Regions from separate parts of the Homo sapiens genome. Here region 1 is linked to region 2. A link is an interaction called in ENCODE POLR2A ChIA-PET data of the cell type or tissue named here. Cell type or tissue: MCF 10A. All regions are shown on one strand. Links, peaks and the distances in the headings refer to the core of each region. The heading gives the core; the rest is flanking DNA. Region 1 has its middle 6.0 kb from the start of SFR1. Region 2 overlaps COL17A1 (collagen type XVII alpha 1 chain).

Region 1 (2,918 bases), core at 141-2,640, 67 kb before region 2:
CAAGCCTTGTATCATTTGTAAATTACAACATATTTTGGCCAGACACGGTGGCTCACGCCTGTAATCCCAGCACTTTGGGAGGCCGAGGCATGTGGATCACGAGGTCAGGAGATCTTGACTAACATGGTGAAACCCCATCTCTACTAAAAATAAAAAATAAAAATAAAAATAAATTAGCCGGGCGTGGTGGGTGGTGGCAGGCGCCTGTAGTCCCAGCTACTGGGGAGGCTGAGGCAGCAGAATGGTGTGAACCCAGGAGGTGGAGGTTGCAGTGAGCCGAGAATGTGCCACTGCACTCCAGCCTGGGCAACAGAGCGAGACTCCATCTCAGAAGAAAATTACAACATACTTTAGAGACATAATCTACATTTCTTTTATGTTGTAATAGAAAATTCAATTTTGTGCTTTACCCAATAGGGTTTAACCAACAGAAAAATACTTTCTTATTTCCATGAAGTAGTTTATCACTTTTAGATGGTGATAATTATATAATGAGATGAATAATTGGCCATAAAACTGCTTTGCCCTTCCATAACCTGTGGACTGCTGTCCACAGGGATCATGGACCACAATCTCCAAGTGATGTCACTGTCTCACTGTTCTGCAATTTATGAACTCAACGTTAAGTTTAATCCTCAGTACCATATCCAATATACACTGATGTAGATAAAGCAAGAGAGCTACTATAAAATCTTCTGTTTAGCAAAATAAATCTTTAGAAGATGTAATTGATCACCCACATAGTGATCTGTGCTGGATGGGGATGGTAAGGGAAATGATAGGACCAACACTTTGATGATTCCCCTCCTTTGTACTAGACGGACTCATGAAGTAGTCAGTTTGGCGTATTCAGTAGGGAAGTGCCCATGGGTACCATTTCCTACATCTGGGGTCCTTCAAAATTATCCCTGAGATGAGAGTTGTGGGGACAGACCCCAGGGTAGGGGTGCAAATACTTTATACTTAAGATGGTATTGCCAGAAGTTCTCTGTCCTGTTGGTTTGAGTCAACCATAGATGTACTAGACTTGATTTTTTTTACAATCTTTTCTGGTGACACAAACTCCATTTTCACCTAAGTTAGCTGTCTGGAGACTCCATTTGCTAGTAGTGCCACAAATTTCACTAGATAATGCTCTGTGGATTCCCAGGTCTTAACAAAGCAGCCGGCATCATTTCTATTTCTTAGTCATCAACCTTTGTTGACTCTGGCAATGTTCCTTGCTTGACTGCCTTACTTTGAGGCATGGATGGAGTGGGGCTTAGTGGGCACCTCTTGCCATCAAGCCCTATTCCAGAAGCCCTTTCAACGGGAGATACCTTCTGGTTTTGGGGCTTTGGAAGGACATGTGGGTCATGCACAGTAACTCCTCTCTTAATACTGTTCATGGTATTGACTCCTCTCAGCTTCTGCTGAACAGCAAATATATTCATATTTTATAGTCCTTTAAAATATTATTTATATTATCAACTAGTGATATAATTAACTGGATCAGACACAGTATGGCTTTATGCATAGGAATTAAAATTATAGGATCTATTCCTGGGCTTCAAATCTTGGCTCTGCCATTGGAGTTTTAAATAACCTCTTAATTTTGAAATAACTATCTTATATTTCTTCTTCTTTAAAACTGGAATATTCTAGTTTTTTAAAATTAAAAACAAGTGCTATGTTGTATTAGCTCTCATTTTTATAAGTAAAGCTGTCATAGTCAGTGGTTTTTAATAAAAGCATCCCATTAAATCCAACAGAGCAGCTGCTGTGCTGTTGGAACCTCAGCACCCAGTCAATGCCCTGGAAATCCCCATTACCATGCCCCTAAGCTTTCCCAGAACCAGAGTCTCGCTGATGCTGTATTTCCCCCAAGTGTATATATATGGGTGGCTCCAGGTGATGTGCCTGTCAGCAGTGGGCAGCTGCAGCCTCTGAGATCTGGAGAAATACCATAATGACCTACAAAATGCCAGCACCACCACAAGGGGCAACATTTCCCCTGCCACATTTAGGCCCCTGGTTGGCAGCAAGCAGTGATAAGAGGCTGGCTGATAAGCACTAGAACAGTAGAAGTCCACAGGGGTGCCCATCTAGGAATCCCAGTGCTAGAGGCAGCTCATATGATGTCTGGGCCAGTCTCCTCAGATTCATAAAGGCCAGCGGCACAGGAATTTGTGTATGTGGGCAGGGTAAGAGTTTACTGGCATGGCACTAACAATTAGAATGGACACAAAAGCAGGGCCCTGGCGTCTCCTGCTGTGCCAACCATTCAACACTGGTTAGATTATGTGGAGGGACTGGACTGAAAGTGGGATGTACTTGAGGGGGGTTCAGAGGAGTGCTAAACTAGTAGGGAAGTGCTTTTGAAAAAGCTAAGTAAAGCTGTTTTAACACTTAAAAGGACCCAAAAGCAGAAATCCAGAAAGCTCTTAAGAATGACTAGCAACTAAAACCAGGAAGCCACTGATCCATAAAATTCTCTCCTATCACCTCTGCCTTTCTCGGTAAGCACACTCACTGCCCTTAAGCATGTCAGCTCTGCTGCTTCCAGGTATATATACAACAGCTGCAGTCACAAAAAGAGATGGGCTTTCTTTTCCTGAGCTAAATTCCAAATTTTCAGAGACTGGCCCAGTTTGGGTCCTATCTCCATATATGGCCAAAATGATAGGTACAACTGTATAATTTGGCAGCAGAAACCCAACCTGTGGAGGTGGGTTCATAAATAGAATAACCAATCTAAATTTAACCCATTTCACAGATGAAGCTAGAAAGGCAAACAAATGCGAAGAACCTTATATGCCATGATACCTTCATGTGGGTGGGAGATAAGGAAATGTAGTTTTATAAGAAGTAGATGGTTTAGCCGGGTGTGGTGGCTCATGCCTGTAATCCCAGCACTTTGGGAGGCTGAGGCGGGCAGA
Region 2 (2,876 bases), core at 377-2,876:
GCTGCTGGCCAGGAGGAATAAGCTTCTGCACGTTGTTGAAAACAAACAAACAAGCAATCAAATAAACAAGGAGCCTTCGAAACCATAGTGGAGGTGGGGGAGTTTTATGTGTTTGTGTCAGGAGAAGGAAGGGCTAACGGGAATACTAGGAGTCTGCCAAGTTAGTGCCTCTCAGCACCCGAGGTGTCTGTGTCCATATCCTAAGCTTACAGTTCCCACACTGTGCACCAAGGCACCCCAGGGTGTCACAGGAAACAGGGAACCCCTATGATATTTTAAAATTTTGAGAGATCTGTCAGCAACATCTGTCAGACCCTGTGCAAACTACTGCTTTTAACTTGGATGGACCTAACTACGTAATAAGTAGAACTGTTAGTAATATTTGGCCTGGGGTAGGTAGGTGGGGGTATTAACAAATTTACTACGTTACAAAGAGTGTGGGAACCGAGGAAGTTTGGGAATCTGTTGGCAAAACCATTGATCATGAAAGTGGTTTGGGACTCTGGGGGCCGTCCTAAGCCAGGGGGCATCCCCCGTGCTCCCTGTACTCACCTGACCTTGGTTGCTTTCACAGTGTTTGGCATGCAGAACAATCTGGCCCCCAGCTTGACCACCCTGTCCCATGGCACCACCACCACTTCCACAGGTCAGTAGGCTAGGGTTGGAGCTTAGGCGCTGGAAAGTGACACCTCTTTGCAGCTACAACTCACTGAATTAGGAGACCCAAAATGTCCCTGAAAATCAGTCGACCTTTCCCACCAAAGACACAACACTCAAGATATCAATCTTGATCATTAACTGGCTCAGACATGAGTCAAGCACACAGGGAAGGCTGTCCTGTCAACAGCATCACCTTGTAAGGCATCACTTGTATGTTCCTGTGTCTCTCACAGCCAAACTGGTTAGGTTGGTGGTCTTGCCAGCTCACTGCTGTCCTTGACAGCCCACTGTCACTGCAAATCAATCATCTGGTTGATTTTATGGTGCACCCCCTACAGGTTGCCACCGCTGTGCCAACCTGGGGGTGACTGGGGACATGAAACCTAGGTCAGCCTTTGCCTCCAACTTGCCTGCTACTTAATTGGAAGAGAAAGTCTAACACACATGAGACAACGAGAGGCTCTATAAGACAATGGGAATAAGTGATAGGCCATGCAGAGCAGGTGTTAAGGGCTGTAGGAGTTCAGGAGAGAAGGAGATGCATGGGGGTCTAGGAGGACTTCCTGGAAGTAGCTAGAAGGATGAGGAGGATTATACCTAAGAACGTTCCATCTAAACCCTCATTACTGTCCCCATGGCTGGAGAGAGTTGATTCATCATCTGCTTCTCACTGGAGAGGGTCGGGGGTACCTCTCTGCCAGGGCTGATCAGGCTTCTCCTGAGTCACCTGGAACCACCCTCCCATGCTGACCCAGCTTCCTTTCTTGCAGCATATGGGGTGAAGAAAAACATGCCCCAGAGTCCTGCGGCTGTGAACACTGGCGTTTCCACCTCCGCCGGTGAGTGCTGCTCCCAGCTGCCAGGGTTCAGGCTGGTGCACAGGGAGGATTACTCTGCAGTAATCCTGCCTGTGTATCCTTCCAATACACATGGTATACTGGAAGAGGAAATAGGACCCATGAGTGGTCTTAGGCCTGCAAACGCAACTTGCCCCAAAGGCCTCTTGGATGTTTCCATGAGTGAATAAAGGTGAACATTCCCATGAATGTTCCTATCAGAAGGGGGCAGGAAGCTCCACCCTCCATACCTGCCTAGGGCCAGGCACTTGCACATTAGCCACTGCCCTTGACTGGAAGCCTTTGGCCTTCACCTGTTACATGCAGCTCATGGAGCCCTCAGAAACTGCTGGCACCCTCCCTGCTTTCTACAAAATCTATATCAACTTTGTCCACATATTTCAGCACCATACAGTGAGCTGTTTCCTCCATTGTTCTAATCCTAGTGTGTTGTCTTCCATTCAACAATTCATTTATTGGAAAGCCTTTACTGAGCACCTTCTTTGTATTAGATGGACAGTGTTCTAAGTGCTGACAGTACAGCAGTGAACACGACAGGATAGATTCCTGCCTTCACTAAGCTGATGTCAGTGGTGGAGGCAGACGACAAACACATAAAGTATGCAAGATAATTACAGAAAAGGATACAGATTATAAGGAAAGCAATAAGTAATGTGGTAGAGATAGGAGTGTGTGTATGAGGGTGAAGTGCTTTAGATGGGGTAGTCAGCTAAAGCCTCCTCAAGAAGGCAACTCTTAAGACCTGGAGGATAAAAATGAACCCAAGTTAGTTAAGGAAGGACTTACCTGACTGGGGGACTTTTACCCATTCAATAAAGATCCTATAATCTCCAGGAGGGGAGGCAGCCCCCATAAACCAGCCATCCAGAGCTTCTGACATTGACCCAAACTCTTGGTGGCCAGGCCCAGCCAGGCATAGAGGGTGTCCTTGGTCCCCAAGATGCTTCATAGTAACCACTGTCAGCAAGAACAAGAGACCCTCATACACACCTGCTAATTTACCTCCCTCCTCCTTCTCTTTCTTCTCCTTCCTCTTCTTGTCTTTTCTCCCCTCTCCCTTCTCCTGGCACATGTCCTTCCTTCTTACCCATTTTCTTTCTCCCCAGCCTGCACCACAAGTGTGCAGAGCGATGACCTTTTGCACAAGGACTGCAAGTTCCTGATCCTAGAGAAAGACAACACACCTGCCAAGAAGGAGATGGAGCTGCTCATCATGACCAAGGACAGCGGGAAGGTCTTTACAGCCTCCCCTGCCAGCATCGCTGCAAGTGCGTCAGATCCTGTGTGGCTTGGGTTTCAGAAGAAAGCCAAATAGTGTAGGAGACCAAATGTCCTAGCAAGGTGGTTTGGGACCCTATG

Evidence for each region. Peaks named below come from ENCODE experiments on the same cell type or tissue, not always from the same donor. Only the 100,000 strongest peaks of a DNase experiment are listed, where the experiment ranks them.
Region 1: POLR2A ChIA-PET joins it to region 2 with 7 read pairs; 17 of 35 experiments call an interaction of 5 or more read pairs at or near these places.

The regions. Positions count from the first base shown.
Region 1 is chr10:104,126,688-104,129,605 of GRCh38, reverse strand. No RefSeq gene overlaps it. Among named protein-coding and RNA genes, the nearest start is that of SFR1, 6.0 kb to the right of the region's middle. In MCF 10A, for the core only: no CTCF peak of the experiment used is centred there; a DNase peak (open chromatin) is centred at 1,205.
Region 2 is chr10:104,060,028-104,062,903 of GRCh38, reverse strand. COL17A1 (collagen type XVII alpha 1 chain) reads left to right here. Exons shown (of 56, transcript NM_000494.4): 12 at 575-646; 13 at 1,431-1,499; 14 at 2,624-2,785. Among named protein-coding and RNA genes, the nearest start is that of MIR936, 13 kb to the right of the region's middle. In MCF 10A, for the core only: no CTCF peak of the experiment used is centred there; no DNase peak of the experiment used is centred there.